Linked DNA regions of Mus musculus: all the other regions are linked to region 2. Evidence: chromatin loops called from intact Hi-C (ENCODE). Cell type or tissue: heart. All regions are shown on one strand.

Region 1 (8,000 bases), 190 kb before region 2:
TCTTCTCCTCTCTCTCTCTCCCTCTTTCCCCCACACTCTCTTTAGTGAGGAATAGAAAATGTTTCTCTGTAGCCCTGTTGGCCAGACACAGGCAATGTAGCCTAGCCTGTCTTTAAACTCGCAGCCATCCACCTGCCACAGACTGCAAGTGCTGAGATTTAAAACACGCACTATTACACCTTAACATCCCTTCCCTCACAGATCAGGGAATCTGTATGTATATTTTCCTAGTTACTAAACATGTCTATTCCTGCATTGTGGAAGAAGGGGATTTCCGGGGAGTATGTTTTCACACTCACCGATTGACTGGGAGAAGGTTTTCAGTTATAAACCATGATCATTTAGTTTTCATAAGCCCCTACTCTGATTGGTTGGTTTCTATATAAGACCCCACTCAGAATATCTGGGTTCCAGAAGCTCACGCTTTCTGATTGGTTGGCTTCTCTATACTCCTACTGTGATTGGTTGGCCATAGGGATGTTGAGGGTTTCCTAGAATAATGTCAACTCAGAACCAGTCAGTGTGTAGCAGTTTTTTAATAGTATGATTAATTTCTTTCCTTTAGTATATAGCTATCACGAAGTAAAAGTCACTTTTAAAAGATCCTTTGAAGAAACAGAGATGAAAAAGTAACAGTAAAACTTCCAGTATTATTCTTATAGGGTCCTTCCTCAGGAAGAATTGGGTTTCCCTTCTGTCAAGGAGTTCTGGGTGTATAAGCTGACTGTAAATGGCTAGTTTTATATGAAATTGTCACAAGCTAGAGTCCTGTGGGAATAGGGAACCTCAATTGAGAAGAGAGCCTCCCCAGGTTGACTTATGGTGTATCTGAATTGATGATGGATGAGGGAGAATCCAGTGCACTGTAAGTAGTGCTACCCCTAGTCAAGAAGAGATGAAGCCAATAAGCAGCACTCCCTTATGATCTCTGCCATGGGCTGTGATATGGAACTATGAGCTGAAATAAACCCCTTTCCCCTCCCCATCCCTGCAAAATCCATTAAACGTTAGATATAAACTAATACTAATGAAACAAAGCAGAATGTGGATACATATCACCTCACAGACTGGAGGAGCCAAGCTTCCTTTCACACCCCTCCCCCCTTCTAGCCACTAGAGCCTTTTCTCATCAACTTCGATTCTCTTTCTTTTCTTATAAAGTTTTACAATACAATTCTAGCCAAGATATTATGTAAGCACAGTAATTTCCAGTTGGTACAAGAAAGAATTCTGTCATCTTAATCCTCCCTTATTAGCTAGTAAATTGTTTCAGATGTTCTCTCAATCAGCAACAGTGAAGTGCATCCTACACTGAGACTGGCTTCTGCCTTCATCATCTCTGGAAATTAGTTCTCGAAACTGGGGCACATCTCAGGTTAGTATACCAAAGCCCAGGAAGTCCTGCTGACATCCTGGCATTCGGAGACATATGATTCACACAGGGTATCTACAGATGTCTGGACCATCACAGAGAGATGAGAGTTAGGACACAGACAATGCCAGGCTGGGCAAGGATCTGCATCCTTGTAAGGCAGCTGCAGCTGCTACTTTAAATGAAGTCTGGCAGCAACAGAACACATATTAAATGTTGCACATTCTAACCTACCTATGTTGCTGTTCTTTTCTTATGCATAACGTTTGCCAGCATATTATGTAAGCAGGATAATTCCCAGTTGCCAGAGGCAAGCATTCTGTCTTAATCCTGGAATAAACTGTGAACTGAGGGATGTGTTTCCTGTTGCGCAGCACAGCTAACCTGGCTGAGACACGGACACAGAAGATTGCTCTTTAAGTTTCGTTTGTGCAAATCATGAAATGATACAGCAGCCCACAAAACCAGAAGTTCTAACACACACATGGAGATTTGAAAGTTCAGTCACAAGACCCAAGCTGGGTCAGAAATTCACAGTGAAACACTGGACTTGTGCTGATCTCTGGGAGGGAGGGTTTTTTTTTTTTTTTTTTTTTTTGGTTGATTTTGGTTTTTTTTTCTTTTGATTCTTTGTTTCTTTGTTTCTTTGATTGCCAGGTGAGAGTCTCCAGGCAAAGGCTTAGAAACTGGTATATGCATTCTAAAACCCTGGCCTCTGGCTGTCTTTTAGTATTTCATTTTTTTAAAAGGACAAGAAGGATAGACAGTTCCTCCTGAATGTCCGCTAACTTAGCAAAGCCCTATAGGAAGTACCCAAGTCCCCTGTCTGTTTACTGACTCTAACATGCAAATTTTCTGAGCCACGATATCCTTTTTATACCTTAATCCTCACGTAAAGACACCTGGAGGTGAAAAGAAGACCGGGAAGCTACCCACTAGTGCAAGCCAGCAACACATGTGCTCACAGCACATGCCCAGGTCTATGGTGTGACACTGAGGTGACCATGAGAACCAGGCTCTATTTCAGGTTGCCCTGTTTGTCACAGAAAGAGTGAATGTGGGGCCAACTTCCAAGTACTGCTGTAAAATGAATAGTTCCATAGAGACAGTGTGAGGCCCACAGACAATCCTCAGATGCTCGGTATTATTACTGAATCACTAGGAAATTGTGTATGGATAGCAGTACTGTTTGACATGCCCTGGCACTCTGTCGCTCAACATGTACCAGCTAAACAACTGCCAGACCAACGTGGGTTCTGGGCAGACACTTTCCTCTCCCACAGAGGGAAGCTCTAGCAGATAGAATTGTAAGCATACAAAGGAGCATGCTCCCTAGTTGCAGCCCAAAACGTGATAAATGTTGGCTGACAGAATTTATCAAGCAGTATATTTTACAAAGAACAAAATGTTAGCGATATTAAAGATCTCTATCTTTCTCTTTCTCTATCTCTCTCTCTGTCTCTGTCTCTGTCTCTGTCTTTGATTCTCTCTCTCTCTCTCTCTCTCTCTCTCTCTCTCTCTCTCTCTCTCTCTCTGAGATAAGATGCCATTCAGTAGCATAGAGTAGCCTGGAACTCACAGTATAGCCTAGACAGTTCTTGAACTCATGGAGAATCTCCTGCTTAGATTTTCCAAGTGCTTGGATTATAGCCCTGAGCCACCATAGCAAGCTCATTGTATTTTCAATATCTCTGCTCTTGGAATAGAGAATCAACAAAGTGTCTTAGCATAGTCCTCACAGTTGAAGACCTTGGTGAGCGATGCTGTATTTGTGTGGGAGTCATATTACATTTGGTGAATGTGAAAAGGTTAAATAAGATATTGTGAGTCTTTTCAACTGTTCACATTTAGCCTCATATGTCATAGGACCCAAGACAGGTGAATGTGTTACTATTTTAATAGCTCTAAGGAAATTTGTAGACCTTGTCTAATGAAGGAAAATCTGTCAAGCCTTAAAAAATGCATATCTGCTAGGTCTTGCTACTGTCTAAATCAATATTTTCTTCTACCTCCACTGAAAGTGATACTAATTAAACTTTGGTTGTTATATGTGTAATTTAGTGCTAGATAACAACAAACCAGTGTGACTGTTCTTGTCGTGGGTTCTAAACTCTTGGGATGTCTCAATGACAGGGTTATTCTTGTTATACATGTTATACCCTTGGGATCACACATGAGGCTATGCAGAGGGGATGTCTCATGATGTGGACTGGTCATATCAGAAAAACATATCACATGTTCAGAGGGTTAGAATGTTCTTATCTGTCTGACCTCTAGGGAGATGGGGGAGTAGAGACTTAGTTCAACCACATAGCCAAGGGTTTTAGCAGTCAGGCCTATGGATAGAAAGCCCAATACAAAGAGCACTCAGTCTCAAGTTAGTTTCATAGCTTCCCTAGGTAAAGAGATGGATGCTTTGTGTTTAGGACACAAAAGCCACATATGCAGGTGACAGCTCTGTAAGAGGCATGGCAATGTGTGGAGGTCAGGACACAACGTTCAAAAGTCTGTTTCTTTGTCTACAGTGTGTGCTCTGGGCATTGAATCCAGCTCCTTAGGTTGTGTAGAAAGGGTTCGAAATCACTAGCCCCTCCCACATGTGTTTTTATTTGGCTAATCTTGATTTGCATTTCTTGTAGTAGAGCTTTACTCACTTGGAGAGCTCTGAGTCCTGAGTCCCGTGAGTTATTATAGAAAATGACCACACCCGAAGGGGTAGCTGGACTCATTAGGTTGTCAGAATGTTAGTGATCTGGAAACCTCAAACCTGTGTCAAATGTCTGGTGTGAGGGAATTCTTGTTGGCAACTGTGAGACTGCTGAGTCTGTCTTGACTTTGGGCAGTTAATTTAATATTGCAACTTAACTGAAATACGTACTCGCATAACTGAAAAGGTTACTGACCACTTTGGTTATAGAGGCAGGAACACAGGGGAAGAAGCTTTTAGTTTCTGGAACCCCTGGCCTCAGAATAGCCTGAAACACATGGGGTGTACTTGGTGGCTTCAAGACATGTATGCTTGTTTTGTTCTGCCTTGGGTAGGCAAGGGTGACTCTAAAGAATTCCCAATAATGTTTCCCAGAACCTAACAAAGGCCTGGAGATCCAAACAAGAGAGAAGAGTTCCCAAGTTGAGACTGAGTGCTGGGTTGTGTCCACTCAAGAGCTAGCTGAATGACAGAGAAAAGAAAGCTGCCATTGAAGTCACACACTCAGAAGCTGGCCAAGAATGGGGGGCCTCAAACCAAGTACATGCACTGCCTGGCCAAACAGTGAACTGATCGGCTTTCTCCATGGAGTTTAACAGGAATCAGGTTCTTCTAAATAATACTCAAAATGTGCAGGAAAAACCACAGAATTACAGCACAAAAAAGACTAGAAAAGGACAAGAAAACTCCTAGGGAAAAATATGAAAAGGTATTAATGCTACGATGATGGCAATGTTGACTTATCTTACAAATAATTTAGGTATAAAAAAAAATTCTCCAGGACCAAGACATGGCTCACTGGGTCAAGGAACTTGCCACACCAGGATAACATGAGTTTGCTCTCCAGAGCCCACACAGGATGGAAGAAGGGCCTGACTCCTCAAGGTTGTCCTTTAACCTCCACACGTATGCCCTGGACACGAGCACCCACACACATGCGTCATGGACACAAATACTAAAATCAAATAAAATGGAATGTTTTTTAAAAATATCCCAAATACTGAACGTCTCAGCAAAGTAATGAAAGATATAAAAAGTAGATATGTTTTAGCACTGAGCAAATACAATAACAGAAATCTAAACATCACTGGATGAAATCAATAGACAAATGTAGACTGTGTAAAGAGCTACTACGTTAATAGCAAATCAATGAAAATTATCCAGTCATACAGAGAAGCTATAGAAAACCAAAGAGATGAATTATAGAAAAATAAAGGAACACAGACAAGCATGCAACTCAATGGGAATGAATTCTCAGCATGGGTGAGGTCCTGGGTTTGAACCCCACCACATATTCTGTCAATTTTGCTTTTGTTCATTTTTTAAGGTCATACTATAATGTCCTTACTATAGAAAACGAAAACACACACACACACACACACACACACAGAGTTTAGATCAACCAAGTAACATAAGGATTCCTAGAAGGACCCACCACTAAAGGTGACTTGGTAAGAAGCAGAAATAAGAACAGAATTATAGCAAGACAATGAGTCAGCATTGCAGGACGTTCCCACAGGGAGAAACTAAGAACATAGAACTTCTCTGATAAACTACAAAATTCTTTTACAAAAGGAATGAATGTTCAGCTTTCACAAATCTCCCAGAAGTAAGAGTGAATGTATCCTAATTAGCTTTGTCAGGTCAGGGTGGCCTTGATATAACCAGACTAAGACACTATGAAAACAGAGCTATGTTAACATTGCTTAAGAACTTGACCTCAGAAGCTAACAAAACACTACAGAACAAAATCAAGCCATATCAATATATATACACTGTATACAAGCAGGAATTATCTCAATAACAATATAGGATTTTACTTACTTTAATGTATTTCTTTAAAAATTTTTTTCTAAAACCTTTATTAGCGTATTTTTATAACCAATAATATAATTCCATATAGAAATCAACCAATATAGCAAAACTTCACTTAATCTCAATAGGCACGCAATAAAAACATCAGAGGGATCCAATTTCCTTTTTTGGTTAAAAATATAAAGCCAAACTTGATAACCTAGAAAGAGAATGGGATTTCTTTAATCTAGCCAAGACCCCCAAGAAGCATTCCATAGCTAGCAAAAGAAGAAGCAAGAAAAACTGCTTTCTCTAAGACCAAAAGCACAGCTCCATTCCAAGTTATCATGGAGTTTCCTGCTAGGACAGCTATGTTAGAAAAACAAATGAGGCAAGCAGATTAAAAATTAAAATGTGACATTTCTACATTTCCTCTGTATAACAGTTTCTCGGAAAGTCACTATGAACTCTAGAAAAATGAGAAAGCTGTGCAAAATGTGATCAGACAGAAGACCACTAAGCTAGAGAAAGAGAGAGGGAGGAGATGGGGAGGGTCAAGTGAGTACAGCAGGAAAGCTAAGGGAACAACCAAGGAGACCATACTAATGGGTCGTTCTCTAAAGCCTTTCTTCTCTTCTCTTTTCTCTTCTTCTCTTCTCTTCTCTTCTCTTCTCTTCTCTCCTCTCCTCTCCTCTCCTCTCCTCTCCTCTCCTCTCCTCTCCTCTCCTCTCCTCTCCTCTCCTCTCCTCTCCTCTCCTCTCCTCCCCTCCCCTCCCCTCCCCTCCCCTCCCCTCCCCTCCCCTCCCCTCCCCTCCCCTCCCCTCCCCTCCCCTCCCCTCCCCTCCCCTTCTCTTCTCTTCTCTTCTCTTTTTTTTCTTTATTTTTTCTTCTGTTTTTCAAGGCAGGGTTTCTTTGTATATCCCCTGGGTGTCTTGGAACTCACCCTGTATACCAAGCTGGCCTTGAACTGAGAAATCTACCTGCCTCTGCCTCCGAAGTGCTGGGATTAAAGGTGTGCACCACCACCGCCCGGCTAAAGCCTCTTTCTTGAACCTAAGTAATTTTTCTGTTTTAAGTCCAGAGATTAATTAATAGTTTTGCTTTAAGTGGAGTTTTTATTCTCTGTAAACAAATGCAGATTAAAAGCAAGCATCAGCAACTCTAAACTACACGCTACAGTAGCATGCTGGTTGGGAGAGCACCTCACAGTGGAACATCATAAACTAATAATCTAGGGAAATATAGATACAAATGTTCTTGCCAGAAACATGTAATGTTTCCAGTAACTCAATATTATTACACTATAGTTTGTTAAAATACAAAAAGGAGAAAGTTTGTAAAAAAAAAAAAAAAACCTCACAACACTTTCTTCCTTAAATTTCCTGTAATAGGCATATTATAATCTGAACATTAAAAAAAAGATCACCTGGAAATAAAAGTTGTTATGAAGTACTCCTTCATAGTGAATTCATATGGAAAGAGCCCTTGGAAGTCTGCCAGATATCAAACTTGGATGTATATATTTTTGTGTATATAGCTTCAGCTAGCTTCTTGGCATCTGTGATGTGAAGCATTGATTTGTATTATGGGATTCTTCAGGCCCAGAGAACCAGTAGTGGAGAGGCTGACTGTGAAGGGTCACTAAAAGACCCCAATAGCCACCTCTCATAGTTCTGAGCCGGAAGAGGTGGTGGTACAAAGGCTGACATTAAAAGAGTACCAGAAGCAGGCAGTGTAGATGGGGATTTTTCATTGTCAAGATAAGGGGGACGGTAAAAAATGTCATGCAGATAAATCCATTAGACCTATATGCAAACATATATTTGTAAAACTTCTTTGCATAAACTCAACCCTCCAAGAAAACAGAGAAGCCACTTTTCAATGAATGAATGAACCTATTACAAAACGAAAATCAAAACTGGCTGTTGCATTTAGAACCTAAACTATTGCTTATTTTAGTCATACCATGAATCCTTCCAAAGAAAAACTGTGCAGTAGACTATTTCCTTAAGATCTTGTGGGTTGCAGGCAGACTACATTCCAAAATACAGGATGAATTAAAACGGAAGCAGAGTGAGCAGCAAACCCAGAGACAATTAACATCATACCTGTCCGAATTGTTTAAAA
Region 2 (8,000 bases):
ACAAAACAAAGCCAAACATTTCAGAAGAGAATAGGTAAACAAAATTAACTTAATAGGGAGAAAAACGAAAGGATTTACAGTGTCTGTCCATGATGGAGAAGAGAAGACCTTCTGTGAATACAACCCATTTTCACTGATTGGCTCAAACAAGATGCCTTGGAGTTCCCTAGACCAGTAGGCTAGTGTTCTTCAGTTATCTGATTTAGCATTATCTATCCAGTTAAACCTCTGGCTTTGACTCTCGTGCCATATGGAGTTTTCAGAAAGACCTGAAATTGGTGGCTGGCCCATGATGGTTAGCAATTTTCTAAAAGCCTTTGGGTGAAGAGTCCAGTGAACCAGAGGTAGAAATGGGTAGGAACCCTTTTGATCGTGACATGCGACATATTTAACCTGTGTGTAAAGTTTTAATCTTCCCCAATTTTTAATAAGACATCATTCTTCATTGATACTGCTTGGCTAATGAAGGTTCTGAAAACTTCCAACAAATGTTAACAACAATTCAAAGATGACTGACCATTATTTTCACTTTGCCTCTTTGTCAGAAAAGTACACCTAATGGCAAATCATCAATGACTTCTATAAGGAATATAGGCAAGTTTTCCTTATTTTATATTAAAATTTTCAAATTTTAATTTTTTATTTTCAGTTGAGTTAACAGTTGAATTAAGATTATAACGTTTGTACTGTAGATCTATACATATGTACGGTAATATTTCTTGTCTAGTTTTAAGAAGATCTCATCTTTTGGCTTGACTAACTGAGAAATCTAATGCAAATTAGGACCCAAGAGCATGCTGGGAAGTTGGAAATATGTAAAAAAGAAATGCTGTGTGTCAGGTGGATCTTAAGTCGTTGGTGGTCTCTGCCCTATATGCACCTAATGGGAATAAATGAGGGTTACATTTCCAAGTGGCAACCGCCCACTCTTTACACAGAACAGATTCTAAAATATGTTCACTGATGCACGTTCCTGCTCCCTTCTTCCTACCCTGTTACTTTACTATGAGTCTTAACATAAGAGAGTCAGGAGGAGCACCTATTGACAAAGGGCTGCAGAAAAGAGCCGAGTGCCTTTATTTGGTCACTTCATTATCCCTGCGAACCCTCCCTGGACAAGCCTGTGCTTCCTTCCTCACTGTTCCAGATCATCTGCTTTCCTCCACATAACAGATACTAAACCGATGAGGTAAAAGTAACTATTGATAACATTTAGCTCCCTAGTCACACGAACTAAAATGATTAAAATCCTTTGTGCTTATTTGCTCAGTTCACCAGAAGACACACACACACAAAACAAACTACATCCATCAAGTTTTAGGGAGATTCTTAGCAACTTCAATCAAGGCATCTTTCTTATGAAGGACAGAACAGCCTTTTAATTGGATCTGTTCTCCTGGCCATGTTAATTCTCCTAAGGTAAGAAACAATTTTAAGTGTTTAATAAAACAAAATTTAGAATAATAAACAAACATTAAATAATTAAATATAAATAAATAAATAATAAAAACTGTTTATTTTAATTAACACCCAGACATTCAAGCTGAGTGATATTAATCATAAATTGTAGAGAATGGGCATGCACACACATATTTATACAAACATTTCTTATTTAAGTATTTAAATATTTGACATAATAAAAGCCAACTGTCACCTAGTCCTTTATGGTAGCAGCAGCTACTCTAACAACCTATACTAATTGATGTAAAATCAATTTAACCTATTAGGTCTTGTACTAGACTTTAACTTGTATTCGTAATAGAATTTGTTGCGTAATTTGTAAGAGTAGCTGAAACAGTATACATGGAGACTGGTCCAGAGTCTGCGGATGTGAAGGAGTTGAGAGAGGGTCACACTCAGGCAGCCTGAGTGGGCAGTGTGGGCACACACAGTCTGCTCTGTCTTTTCTGAGCTCTTGGTACTATAAAATGCCAAGCCTAGTTTGGGTTCCAATTAATACTTATCCTTCAATAGCTAGCAGGCTTTGTGATATGTTTCTCTAATCCCCCTCCTCGATGGCCTTGATTAAGGATTGCACTTAACTGTGAAATGGTATTATTAAGTTGAACTGGGGCCTCATGTGATCTTTTCAGACAGGATGTGGTATGGGATGCTAGGTAGGAGAAAAATAAGTAGAAAAGAGCCATCTACTACTTCCCAGGTATTATTTATGGCATATGCAACTCCATTATCTTCTCATTTGGTATCATAAGTGGCATAGCTCCTGGCTTAAAGCACCCTGTACAAATGGTATAGACTCTGGCCAGGGGGATAACAAGCAGAGGCATAAGGTAATAGCAGTCACTAGACCAGAAATGATATTCGTAAAAGGTTAATAAAATATGCTGCAAGAAAGAGGCAAGCAGACTCTCAAAACACCCTCTTAAAAGGGAATGTGTGTCTAACTAAAACCGATAAGAACAATTACTGGCCTTAACGCTCCTGCTTTGTCTATAGATATGCGGGTACTCCACTTGCTTGTTAAATAATATGGTTTATAGCTATAACTGTCTTTTGAGAGTGGCCCTTGGAGGTGAGCTATCTGGGCCAAGTTACTCTTGAACGTATGTGTGAGACCTCCCAGGTACTGGTTCCAACTGCCAGCTGTCAAAGTCTGATTACTCAGTCATGAGGAGTCGCTGTACTTTCGGCCTCTTTGTGTCTAAAATTAACGGGGTTGTTTGTTTGTTTTACAAAAGTACAAGAGGTGCCTCTGACCTCCAATAAGTTAAGAGCCTTCTCCTAATAAAACAGGAAATTTTGTTTACAACCAAGAGGCTTGAAATGGAAAGAAATAGAACACATAAAGGCAATATCCACTGGACAAGTGAATAACTGGCTGGCTGCTTGTTACAAGATACAGGAAAATAACCCGAAACTCCTACCTGCCCACAGACAAACCTGACTGAACTACATTTTACCTCTCCAGGCAGAGGTACTTCCCTTGCCCGTGTGCCCACCTCCCCTTCCCAGTCACCTTCTTGGTCACCTTTCCTAACTTCCAGCTTAAATCTCCACCCTCAGATTTCTCTTCGCAGGGCTTATAAAAGTTCTGGGTCCGGTGAAGGTCATGGATCTCTTTAGAGGGCATCTGGCTTACCTTTCTCATGCAGCTCCAAGTGAGGCGAATTCCTAGAATCCTAGCACCAGCAGCGACTCAGCTCTCCAGACTCCTCTCAGAAAGGCATAGGTGCTGCACTACTCCACTAGACTAAAGTCAGGGAGAAAAAGCACCTGGACTTTGAGGCAGTTTAGGTTTTGTTTCCTGAGTCTTTAGATTTCCTTTTCCTGACTGGAAAGATACGCAACCAAATTGAAACCCTGTCTGAGTTCTAAGTCCTTTGAGAATTGTTAGCTGCTCCTGGCAGAGGCTCTCAGTAGAAATGAATATCTGGTCTGTGCACAGTTCTGGAACGCCAAAGGAACACTTACTGGCATTCCCTTTACTCTGACCTCCACTGCATTCTTCAAATGCTGGCACTGATTCAAAAGGAGACTCAGGAATGCTTTCCCTTCCTTCTTGTTTTGTTTTGTTTTGTTTTGTGTTAGGAGAGTCAGAGTGCATATCCCGATAGTTCTCAAATGCCTAACTTCTTCTACTGAGTACCAGCAGGAGCCGGTAGGACCACCAATATTATTTTTCCTTATTATATTTTTGTCACAATCTTGGGACAGTTGTTCACATTCAGGTGAATGAGCCTCTTTGAGACGGAGTCTCCCTATGACTGTTATGGGTCTGGGGTCACTCCGAGATTCACCACCACCACAGGTAAGTTTTAATAAGAGGCTTTATTAAATACTGCCACTCGATATTCATGGCACCAGAACGGCAACCCAGAGTGCTCTCCAGATGCAACAGCTAGTCATATCAAGCCAAACCCACAAGACTGCTTGTGTTTTGTCTACCTGGAGGCAGAGTCTAATTTTAACATATATGTCTTGTAGATGTTCTAGTCATTGAGAAGAGTATGCAAGCTTGAGTACAAAAGCTGGAAATAGTCTCTTTAGTAGGTCTCAAACCAGAGACAAAGGGCTGAGTTCCATTAACATATGAAATTGAATGCTGGCTACCTGGTTCTCCCTGCATCCCTCACTCCCTACCCGTTTCAGGGCCTGACTGCCATATTTGGTTTGGTACCCTAAATTCTCCTCCAGCCAACAGGCTGGGCTGCTCTTCCCTATAAAATCCAATCATGTAAGTTACCTGGATGTTTTTTTGGTTTGCCTTGCTTTTTGTTTGGTTTGTGGTTGTTGTTTTTTAGGTGTTTTCCTTGTTTGTTTGGTTTGTTGTTGTTGTTTTGTTTTGTTTTTTGGTCTATCCTTTACCCTCTTGGCCAGTCTCTTGTCCCCGGCTATCCCCTCCTTAGTTGGCAGACCATCTCTTATCTCCCTTCTACTGCCTTCCTCTTCCCCTCCCCTCTCCTCACATGGCCCAGCTCAGCCTGTCTGTGTGGTGCACTCTGGACTCTCCCTTTTCAGTGCTTTCGTGACCTCTCAACCACAGTAAAGTCTAAACTTTAAGTGTACTTGTTAATCATCAGACACCTCACTTCCTGAGTTCGCTTTTCTTTCACACAAAGCTGGACTGTTTCTCCTGCCTCCCTTCACTGCTCCCCACAAAATGACTACAGAATTTTTAAAAACTCCTCAACAGATAAAAATTCTAGAGAGGGACTAGTAGAGCTCCTGATAGGCAGACAAAGGGGGGGGGGGAGCGGGGGAGCCATGACTACATAATGAAAGGCTTCTTCCTCACCCTTGATCAGAGGTGAAAACCAGTCAGCCTAAACCAAGGGCCTCAAAGAGGGTTTCTCCTCTCCTTAGCCTCTCATCCCCTCACCCCTGCTGATGGATTCTCTGGACAAGTTCACCAGATCAGATCAGGCCATGTTTATATAACAGTTGTGGACCGATCCACCATCCTGTCTATCTTTAAAATGACAAGCCCTGAACTAGGGGAGGAAGACTCTTCAGGGGAAAAAAAAAAAAACCAAACAACAAAAACGAGCTCTTGAGAAAAGTGGGTTTTCAACTTGGGCATCCCCTTCCCCTCCTGCTTTTCCAGGGTCTTTTCTTTCCTCTGTGTGTCTGCTCCAAATCTATTTTCCTTACCCCCAGTACAGGCCTCTCCTCAAGGGCTGCGTCCAGCTGCTTTCTGGAGATTTTTCCTTTTTGTACTTGTCAAGCTTGAAATTTTTCCTGCTATTTCATTCTTTTTTTTTTAATTAGATATTTTCTTTATTTACATTTCAAATGTTATCCCCTTTCCTAGTTTTTCCTCCGAAAATCCCCTAGCCCCTCCCCCTCCCCCACCCACCTATCTCATTCTTTAACTGGCATAGAAAATGGACCCCATGGAGAACCCTAGATGGAAACAGTCGTCCATAGCCACGGTACAGATGCTACTGCAGAAGGAAGGACTGAGTGTGCTCATAACTGACAGATGGAGAAGATGGCATACACACCATTTTAGAACTAGGCCTGACTTCAAAAGGAAAGCCATGCATTCCAAGAACAAGGCCATAAAATCCCCCAGGCAAACAGCGTGGGGATGACCACAAGGATGGAGATATATCTGTGCTGGGCAGCCTTATATGCTGTGTGTATCTCATTCTGGGGTTAAACATTCATGACACAAGAATGCAGTCCACTAACCACCTGGTCACAAGCCAGTCACAAACCAATCCATGTAACATCCCCAACACCCACCATTGAGGCTTTAGATTACCTAACACTAGCGAAAATTCCCCTAGAAAAGGGCCTGCATACCTTTGTCTGGAGTCAACTCTTTTTCTTTTTCCTTTCTTTTCTCTTCTTTTTTTATTTTTTGTAAGTGGCTGACCTCTGCATGCAGGCTTCTTGCTCTCTAGAAATAATAACACTCTTGCCAATTGCATCTGTGAGTGGTGGTCTCCGTGTAGCACTTTTGGACTTAACAAGACCTTAGCCAAGGATGTAGCTGAATTGGGAGAGTGCCCATCTCTCCCAAAGGTCCTGGGTTCTACCGGCAACACCCAGAGGTGGAGAAAACTGTAGGCAAGGGCACAGGGAAAGCACAGAACTCCATCACTTTGTAGGTAGAGGGGTTTAACGGGGAAATCAAACTTCCAGGTATGTCTTTGGAAAATTCCAAAAGCAAACGGGAGAGTGAACCTTAGGAGTTTGGAGGACAAGGCTTGTGAGCCAGAATAGCCTGGGAATTAGAGCAGGGCACAGGGACAAAGGAGCCCTGACAGCCTAAGAGCTAGATGGGGACTTTGGTCATCTGCAGGTTTGTTTGGGTTAATCAGGAACTAGAGGACCAGTTAGTGCGTGAATGAGGGAAGGAATTCTCTTCCTATCAAGTAAAATGCAGGCCCTTCCCAAGAATCTAGAACTCACAGCAGGCTACGGACTGCTGACTTTGGAGTTTTGTTTATCCACTAGCAATCCTAGGTTCTGGATTGCTCAGGGGCAACTGATGTAAGAAAAGAGAGCTAGTGCAGCATAAATTTTGGTTTCTCAAGAGGCAGGGAGATCAGCCTCTTAAGGACTGAAGCCCAAACCCTGTTTCCATAGGCTCTTTATTATTATACAAAGGGCACCTTTAACAGATCAATTTCCACAAACTAAAACTTATCTGATCTAGGGGTTGACTTGAAAGAAAAGCCATCACCTTAAGCAATTCTCAGCCAGAGGGAATTTCCTGATTTGTCAGGCCTGTCTCCAGACTCAGCTATAAAAAGGCCCTGAAAATTCTTCAAAAGAACAACTCCATAAAATCTCAGGTAACGTTCACTGGCAAAATGCCTGACTGATGACTCTAAAACTATTAGAATACAGGAGCCAAACGTTTCAGGAGAAAATAACTGTATATATTTATATGAAACACACATATGAAAATATGTGTATGTATGGCATTATTGTATTATAATATGTCAGATTATGCTATAATAAATTATTATGTTATAAATACTGGTATGAACAGTATAGAAGTAGGTTTACATAACTATGTTGAATTTTTCTAAAGAGAGAAATACATTTACTGTTTCTAATTAATGACCATATTGAGTAATAGTTAACCCTAAGGTAAATGAAACAGGAACGTTTTAAAGGTTTTAAATGGGTAGTATTTGTAAAGTAACATCAACTCTTTTGTGTAAATCATAATTATATTTAATGTGTAATTTTATATTAAATTACAATAGCATTTACGTTTCCACAAAAATGGGAAACGAAAGACAAAGTCAAAGTATGTTTTCATAGAGAAGATCATTTCTATGTATATAAATTCACATAACTGTTTTCCCAAATTCACAGTGAAAACCTTAAGAATGTATAAAAACAAATACATGACAGAATTCTAAAAAATAAACTCTAATTTGGGAGCATAATTGTACAACAGGGCACCCAGGCATCACAGGTGAGTTGATAGAAAGTTATTTCAGTAAAGGAAAAGAAGCCACGGTGTGTGCCTTGTGATTCCTCAGTTTCCATTCAGGGTCCATAAAGTTGTCGTCCTTAAACCTCAAGAACTCTCAGGGAGTTACTGCCATGCTCCTGATCTTTGCTCCTCGTTTCCAGTTCTTTCAAAAAACATGAAATCCTGAAAAAAAAGAGAGAGAGAGAGAGAGAGAGAGAAAAGAGTTTAGGACAACAAGACAGAGAACAAATCCCAGATACAAAGGGAACTTATCAAAACTAAGTGCCTGCCTCGAGAACAATGGGAAGCTAGAGCTATGTAAGTAAGTTGTGCCTTTCTCTTTGCATTTTAAGGGCAATCAACTAAATCCCCCACCCCCCCCCCCACCCCCTTCTTCTGTTCTGTACGAGTCTGGTGACCCCTGACAAATTCTCTGGAGACTACTTTTTCATATCCCCTGGAAATCTTCCCTTCGTACTTCCTGAACCTTTGCTAGTCCTTTCTAGTGATTTCATGTTTCTCGTTACAGGAGTTGTTCCAGAGTCAGCTCTTGACTTGGCACTGGTGGAGCCTTCTCAGTTGGAAACCTTGGCAGGGT
Region 3 (8,000 bases), 56 kb before region 2:
AGCTACATATTTCCTGTTGCTCTTTTTCTCTACAGGCCTCTGATTAATTTAATGGATCTATTCCAAGAAATAACATCAGATAGTTGTAGAAATGATCAGACAGTATTCTAGCTGAATTAAACATGACCCGACAATTGCTTCCCCATTCTTATAAATTAAAAAACAACAACAACAACAACAAAAAAAAACAAAAACAAAAACCCCAAAAAGACACAGAAGAGAAAAGCACTTATACTTTACTAAAAAATAAAAAAATAATAAAGAAAATGAATGGGATTAGCTGGGGCCGGCTCGCTAATGGTGGGCATGTGAGGCTAGTGCACAGAGAGGCCGGAGCTGCGTGCTAACTGTGTGGCGGTGCCATGTCATTGAACATGGACCGGCTCAAACACCAGGTCATGATCAACCAGTTCATGCTGATAACAGGCTAAGCAGCCGATCAGGCAAAGCAACTGCTGCAAGCAGCCCAGTAGCAGTTCGAGACACCCCTCAGTGCCCTTTTCCAGGAGACCAACATCCCCTACAGCCACCACCACCAGATGATGTTCACTCCGGCCAACACCCCTGCCACGCCCCCCAACTTCCCTGATGTTCTCACCATGTTCTCCTATCCTAAGACCTCTGAAAGCATCTATGGTGGTGGCAGCAGCTGCAGCCCAATGGCCACTTTGGTCACGTCACCCCCACTGCACTTCCCCCATGCCACTGGCAGCTTTGCAACACCCAGCAGGCCAACTGCAGCCTCGCCCCCAGGAGGCCCACAGCACCACCAGTCGCAGCCGCCCCTGTGGACACGAGCACCCCCTTCGCCAACTTCAGACTGGCCTTCCCTGGCTCCCCAACGGGTCACCTTAGAAACAAGGGCCCACTCTGCCATTGAGGCAGAGAGATAAGAGAGGAGGCCAGAAACCCGTGGGGTGGGGGAGAGGATGTCTCCGTGAGCCCCTCACCCCTCCTTTGTCTGCACCCCTATACCCCAGACCCCTGGAGAGGAGAGACTGGACTCTAGCCAGGCAGTCTTGTGCCAGCACTCACAGCACAGGCTCCCCCAACTGGCATGGATCTGACTCAGAGTGGCTTGGGTGCTTAATGGGCAGCACCTTGGAGACCAAGCAGCCATCCCAACGAAGACTTAACCTGCTGGGCCCCACCACCTGGTGTGTTTCAGAGAATCACTTGGTGGCAGACACATGGCTGACTCCTATCTTTGGGCCAGTAGGGAATGGAGTGCCTTCTCCGCATATGTGCGTGCAGCTTGTCTTATTTATTTATATGTATGTTGCTCTTCAAAAGCAACCTAGTTTATGGGGCAGTTGGGCTTTGCATGTTAGAGTGACCCCCAAGCCCCTTGGTCCACCCCGCCATTGTCCAAAGGGCCCTGCCTCACTCCACCTCCTTATCTGTCTGCATTGCTGTTTCCTGCAAAGGATTATGGGAAAGTCCAGGACTCTTCTACCCAGGCCCTGCCTGCAAGGGTTCCCTGAATGCCCCTTCCCCCGAACCCAGGATTATCTGGTCTCCGTTTCCTACCCCTCTTTTGACAAAAGAGAAAATTACAAACCACACACACACAAACACACACACACACACACACACACACACACACACACACACACACACACAGAACATTGACAAAGCTATGTTAAGGAATTCATGCTATATAACTTACCATAAGAATAATAACTAATACAATTTTACATCCCAACTTGATTAGCATATGCTCTTTTACAACAGTTAAGTGCAATTCTAGGAGAAAGAACCATCACATCCCATATGCATTGTTAACATTTACGAACATCTTTGCTGAAATCATTCCATCAGAAATCACAATTCTCCTTTGCTGCTGGGCCATTTAATCTCTGTGTCCCTTTATCACAGTAGGGGAAGAAGGAATGGTGCAGGTAGCAGACAAAGGGGGCCACGTAACTTATAGGAGGTAGGATTTTAAAACACAGGAAAAACCATGAAGATTTGAGAATGAGACAGAGATTTTTAACTGTAGATTCTGGTTGACATCTCTTCCCAGCTGAGACAGTAAGAATTTGAACAAAAGTCTTTCTCCTCCTCCTAATTCCAAACCTAACAATTGTTTAGGACTATTACCAGAAGCATCCTTGATATAATACTACTAAAAGGAACTTAAGGAAGAACATGTTTATTTTGGCTTAGAGTTCCAGAGATGGATACAGTCCATCATTGAAGGAAGAACATAAGGAAGAGACCAATCTGGTGGTGACGGAGCCAAATGATCACATTTCATTAGCACACAGGAGGGAGGGAGAGAGAGAGAGAGAGAGAGAGACAGAGAGAGAGAGAGAGAGACAGAGAGAGAGAGAGAGACAGAGAGAGACAGAGAGACAGACAGAGAGACAGAGAGAGACAGAGAGAGAACAGAGAGACAGAGAGAGAGACAGAGACACAGACAGAGAGGAGAGAGAGACAGAGAGAGAAAGAGGGAGGGAGGGAGGAAAAGGAAGGGAGACATGTGTTCTTGTTGAGATTTCTGTGGTTTGTTGGAGGAAGTGTGTCATTAGGGGGTGGAGTGGGCTTGGAGATTCCAGAGGCTCAAGCCATGTGTGGCATTCACTTCCTGCTGCTTCACAGATCCAGGTATAGAACACTGAGCTACCTCTTCATCATCATGCCTGCATGCCACCTTGTTTCCCAAAGAGACAATAGTAGAGTAAACCTCTGAACTGTAAACCAGCCCCATTTCAATGCATTCTTTTGTAAGAATGGCTGTGGTCATGACTTTTCTTCACAGCAGCAGAAAACCCTAAGACATTTGGTATCGAGTCACTTTTTGTTCTCCCAGCCTTTGCTTGCTCCTACATCACTGAGAGAGGGAGCAACTCAGACTACTGCAGAGCACAGTAGGGAAGAAAGGCCTATTCAGTGACCCCAGCAAGCAGATGAGAGTAACAGGCTCTAAGGTGCTGCTGTTTGTCTATTGCCTTTGGTTTGCTTGTTACTTATGTAAAAATTGAGGCAATTCATTTATGAACTATTGTTTTACTAGAAGTTGGTTAAAAATGCTGTGTGAAGCCACCTGTAACTAGCTCTTACTACATTTGTGTTGTTTATTGAACCTAAAATATAGCCACCATCCCTCCCCACCAACCCAGGCAGACCACACCACAAGCTACACCTCACTTATAATCCACTCCTGCACTCAGTCATAGCACTTTTGATTGCATTTTACAGTTAGGTGTGCTGTACCCTTCAGGGCATGGTTGTCTATAAGGTCTTCTTTTTCTTCTGCCTTTGAACTTGGACTATAGATTCCAGAGATTTTTTTTTTTTTAAAGCTGGGAACCAAACCCATTTAAGGATGAATATTCAAGGAGACCTATAAAACAACCTAAGGTCCTTAATCCATTTCCTGCCTTCCATTTATTTCTAGCATCCTTAAAGAGCTGCTGGGTGTCCTGTCCTGGGTATTTAGTTGTATTAAGTTGGTGAGCAGGATTCAGTGTGCCTACTCATCTCTCCTGGGTCTGGAACCTTTCCTGTGTCTTTGAAACTCTCACCCCATTTGCACTATCCTGCCTGTTGTGTACACATATAGATGACAGTTGTAGGGAATTACTCTTCATGGGCAATATTTAGGTTGAAGATTACATATTCAAACAGTATATACTGAGGGAAGAGATTCAATGAACCTATACAATTGTTTTAAAAATATTTCAGACATCGGGTTTCTTGGTTGATAGTTCATACTGCTTGTGGTGGTTCGAATAGGTATAGTCCCCATACACTCATATGTTTGAATGCTTGGCCATAGAACATGGCACTATTAGGGGGTGTGGCTTTGTTGGAGTAGGTGTATCCTTGTTGGAGAAATTGCAGCACTGTAGAGGTGGACTTTGAGGTCATATATATGCTCAAGCTCTGCTACGTGTGGAATGTAGTCTTCTCCTTCCTGCCTGCCGATCTAGGAGTAGAACTCTCAGCTCCTTCTCTAGCACCATGTTTGCCTGAGTGCTGCCATGCTTCCCATCATGATGATAATGGACTAAACCTCTAAAACTCCAAGCCAGCCACAAATTAAATGTTTTCCTTTATAAGAGTTGCTTTGGTTATGGTGTCTCTTGACAGCAATAAATCCTAACTAAGACACTGCTCTTGTAGAATTGCTGAGTGCAATTTCTAGCATCTGTGTAAGGCAGCTCTCAAATGCTTATGACTATGAATCCAAGGATCTACCATCCTCTCTTGGCTTCTGCAGGCACCTTCACTCACATGTATGCACACACACACACCACACGGTAGTATTTCAAATGCCATAGAATTCACTGTTTTTGTAAATGTAAATATGAATCAGAGAGATCAAATGTTTTGGGCTCAGACTCCACCTTAGAGAACCTGACCTACGTTTGAACTCAATTAAACTAACAGGTTGGTACCTAGCACCAGTTTCTAGGTTACTCTCTAACAAGACCTGTGCCTAGCAGCAGTCTCCAGGATATTCCCCCAACAAATTTGCACCCCCAGGTTACAAGCCTGCTCCTGGCACTTCACTTCCAACAACTACCAGTCAGGAAAAACAGAAGTTAAGTTTATGGTTTGGCACCCAGTACCAGCTAATTATGTTAAAGGCCACAGTAGCTCCCCAATTAGATGGTGCCAGGCTAGAAACACTCACCCCTCACTTGCCATTTTCTGTAAGACCTTGTCCCAACGAGAGCTCAGGGTTTCTTTACCAAAGCTGTCCTGTGGGTCTGTGGAGAGTTAAAGCTTGAGCTTGTAAGTGAAGACCCTTTTGTGATTGCATCAGATGGCCTCCCGATTGGTCTCTTGGAGTCCACAAATGCTTCCTGGTACTACAATTCCTGACCACCACATGTCTCAGTATGAACTAAGTTATTTTATGCTGGTTTACACTGGTTCTAACATTCTGCCTCAGTTTCTTTCACTGTGCTATCATCTCTTTAGCACTGATAATGATGTATAAAGATACTAGAATTAAGATAGAGTGCTTATTGTATTTCCTGACATATCGTATGTACTTGGTGACTCTCATTACTGGCCTAATTATTACAGAAATATGTGCTTGAGGTTTTGTTCTTTTCTTATTTCCTTACTATTTTCTACCCATACATGTTTTGAAATAAGGTATTTCAAAATGCTCTACATTATACCAGGATTTTTTCCCTATGGAAAAATTCAATTGTATAGCATTTAGAAACTGCTTATATCTTTAGAAAGATACAATGTGTAGTCATAACCTGAAAATTTTGCCCAGTGTCAACTTGAATGACTCTGCCTTCCTCTCTTTCTACCTCAATCTTTCTTTGGGGTAGAAATATAATAGATTTTGAAATGCTTATATAGTTCCACTTAATATAATCTAAATTATTTATATGTGAAATCTGCTTGGTTTTTCCTGATAACTGGCTTCTGTTTAGACACTGCCTGGGCCCTCTGGTTTTCTGTCATCAGTGAATTCATTAACTCTGTCCATAGAGAAGGACAGGTGTGAGCACTCTTCCCCTTTTCTCTATTTATTAGTTTATCTTTGTTATAGTTGGTTGTGTGGTTTAGAATTCAGTGGTGGTAAAATGAACTGACTTTAATCAAGTCATGAAAGTCAAACTTAGATCTTTTCAAATTGCCTTTTTCAGCTAAGTAACCTCCTTAACAATTTTGAGTACACGTTTACACAAATCCTAATTAAGGTCCGGTCATGTCAATCATTTCAGGATCTATTCACTGTTATTCAGAACCAAATGACAGTTATAAAAATACTCCTCAGCACTAAGTAACACATATTTCTGTAGGCTTCATTTTATTTAAACCCAGGGAATAGATGTAAATAATAAATCAACAGACATGCACACACATACAAACACACACACACACACACACACATAATATTTTTTTCTGGGAAGCACATCAAAGTTGGCTTCCAGTGGGAAAATAATTTTCAGGTTGCCTCCATAGTCAAGAACTACGAAATGCTCCAAGAAACAAAGGACTGTTTCTCAATGCTGAGAAATAAAAGCTGGAAAGCCTTGTGTTTGAAACACTGGCATGAATGAGAAGCCGATATGTTTACATTGGCTACCTGCAGATTAACATTTTAAATGACCTGTAGTGTAAGTTAAACTGTTTGTGACTCTTGCTTGTGGTTAAATGTTAGGAATTTAGCTTTTGAAATTTGTGATATACATTTTGGAAAATTTTAAGGAACCTGTATCCTGTTTCCCGCAATGGCTATACTAAATTATATCCACACATACGGTATGCATGTTCTCCTGTCTCTGTATATCCTCAATAGCAGACCTGCTATCTTTAGCATTCTGGATAAGAACTCCTGCCCTTGGAGGATAGCATCTTGGTGTGGTGGTGCGGTTTGGATTATAGTTCTCCCACTGAAAACGGGGAGTGATGTTAGCCCAGTAGAATTAGGGAGGCGGTAGGGGTTTCATCCCTAACAGATTTCTGTTTTTGAGAGCCTTTATTATCTCTCCCTTAAGTGTTTAGTATTTTTTAAATACATTGAGATATGATCACACTTCATTATGTACATGCACAAAATTCTCGAGAATAAAGTAGATTTTCATTTCCAAGTGGCTTTTAACTGGAAATGGCTTATGGGTTAGGATTGGCGTGCGTGTCCACATTGTTCTCTTCCTTCATATTGATGTGTCCGGCTAAAGGTTTGCCAATTTTGTTCTCAAAAAAGGCTAATTTTTAAATTCATATTTTGTTTTTGGTGCCTACTTCTCTTATTTGTGCTTTATCTGTGATTTCTTTCCTGTTACTAATTTGGGATTTGATTTATTCTTTGTTATCTAGATCTTTGAAATGCATTCAACATGTTCTTTATCTGGAATCTTTCTATTTTTGATACAGGAAATTATCCCTATACACACCCCTCAGTAGGAACTTGCTGTATCCTGTTAAGTTTTGAAATGTATTTTCATTTATTTTGAAAACTTTTAAAAATTAAATTTTTATATTTTGATGACCAATTATGCTGTTCAAAATATAGTGTTCAGTCTCCATGTGTTTGTGTAATTTCAAACTTTTTTATTGTTCACTTCTATCATTGTGCATCGTGATCAGAAAATGTCTGAATGTGTTAGGAAATTTGGTGACTGTCTTATGGCCTACTGATGACCTAATATATGGTCTAGTCTGGATAAAGTTATATGTGCTAACGGCAGCAATGTGATCTCCAGATGCTGGCTGTAAAAAATGACTCTCTTACCTATTCACAGTATAGTTTAGCAATTTCTTTGCTGAAATGATATAATCTATATGTTGATCAAAGTAAGATGCCTAACTCCCTCAGTAATATTACGTTGGAGCATATTTCTCACTTAAGGCTTAATGGTGCTATTTTATAAAGTTGGGTACTATTTTATAAAGTCCACATTAGATGGACATAGATATATGTGATTATATCTTCCTTAACTGATCCATTGAACATTATTTAGTGGTCTTTGTTTTTTCTTGACTTTTAATCTTAAAGTCTACCTGGACCCCAAACATAAATGTAGCTCTTTCTAGTATACTCAAGATTACACTCTCTAAGAATATCATCCTTACACTTTCTGCATGTGGTTTTCTTGACTTGGCGTGTGGTTTTCTTGTATTGTTGGTTTTTGTTTTTAACTTTTAATCCAGTCTGAGTCCTTTTACTTCAAAATGTGATGTTTACTTTCAATGTATTATTTATAGGTAAAGACTGATGTTTTTGTAATTTTCTTCTAATTATGGGAATACACATTCCCCCTTTATCTATATTTACCATGCATGGCTTGATGGTCGCATTGATAACATTGCATCCTATGTATTTGTATCTTGTGCATCTTACCCCTTGGTTGGATTTTTCAAGTGCTTTTGGGATGTTATTTAACTTCCTTTTGCTTATGAATATAGGACTCTATCAAATATTTGTTTTCTAAGTTTACTTTACTTACCATGGATTCTCAGTTTGTGTTTTGAAAGGTCCTTATTTACCAAGTGTTGTTGAATGATACTCTTGCTCA

Evidence for each region. A loop is a pair of places that touch in the nucleus more often than their neighbours do. Peaks named below come from ENCODE experiments on the same cell type or tissue, not always from the same donor. Only the 100,000 strongest peaks of a DNase experiment are listed, where the experiment ranks them.
Region 1: it touches region 2 in a loop (1.8-fold over the local background); 5 of 42 quality-filtered maps call a loop at or near these places.
Region 3: a loop joins it to region 2, with 2.0 times the contacts of the local background. A loop is called at or near these places in 2 of 42 quality-filtered maps.

Annotation. Positions count from the first base shown.
Region 1 is chr9:92,461,614-92,469,613 of GRCm38, reverse strand. The region is part of intron 1 of Plscr4 (phospholipid scramblase 4); the gene reads right to left. Among named protein-coding and RNA genes, the nearest start is that of Plscr4, 8.2 kb to the right of the region's middle. In heart, no CTCF peak of the experiment used is centred here; no DNase peak of the experiment used is centred here.
Region 2 is chr9:92,271,114-92,279,113 of GRCm38, reverse strand. Plscr1 (phospholipid scramblase 1) reads right to left here. Exons shown (of 9, transcript NM_011636.2): 9 at 6,553-7,585. The coding sequence ends at 7,526. It overlaps Plscr2 (phospholipid scramblase 2), which reads right to left and starts at 3,512. Exons shown (of 8, transcript NM_008880.3): 1 at 3,101-3,512. In heart, no CTCF peak of the experiment used is centred here; DNase peaks (open chromatin) are centred at 2,623 and 3,403; H3K4me3 peaks cover 303 bases; H3K27ac peaks cover 1,821 bases.
Region 3 is chr9:92,327,442-92,335,441 of GRCm38, reverse strand. The region is part of intron 1 of 1700057G04Rik (RIKEN cDNA 1700057G04 gene); the gene reads right to left. It also overlaps the pseudogene Gm15493. Among named protein-coding and RNA genes, the nearest start is that of 1700057G04Rik, 22 kb to the right of the region's middle. In heart, a CTCF peak has its summit at 4,847; no DNase peak of the experiment used is centred here.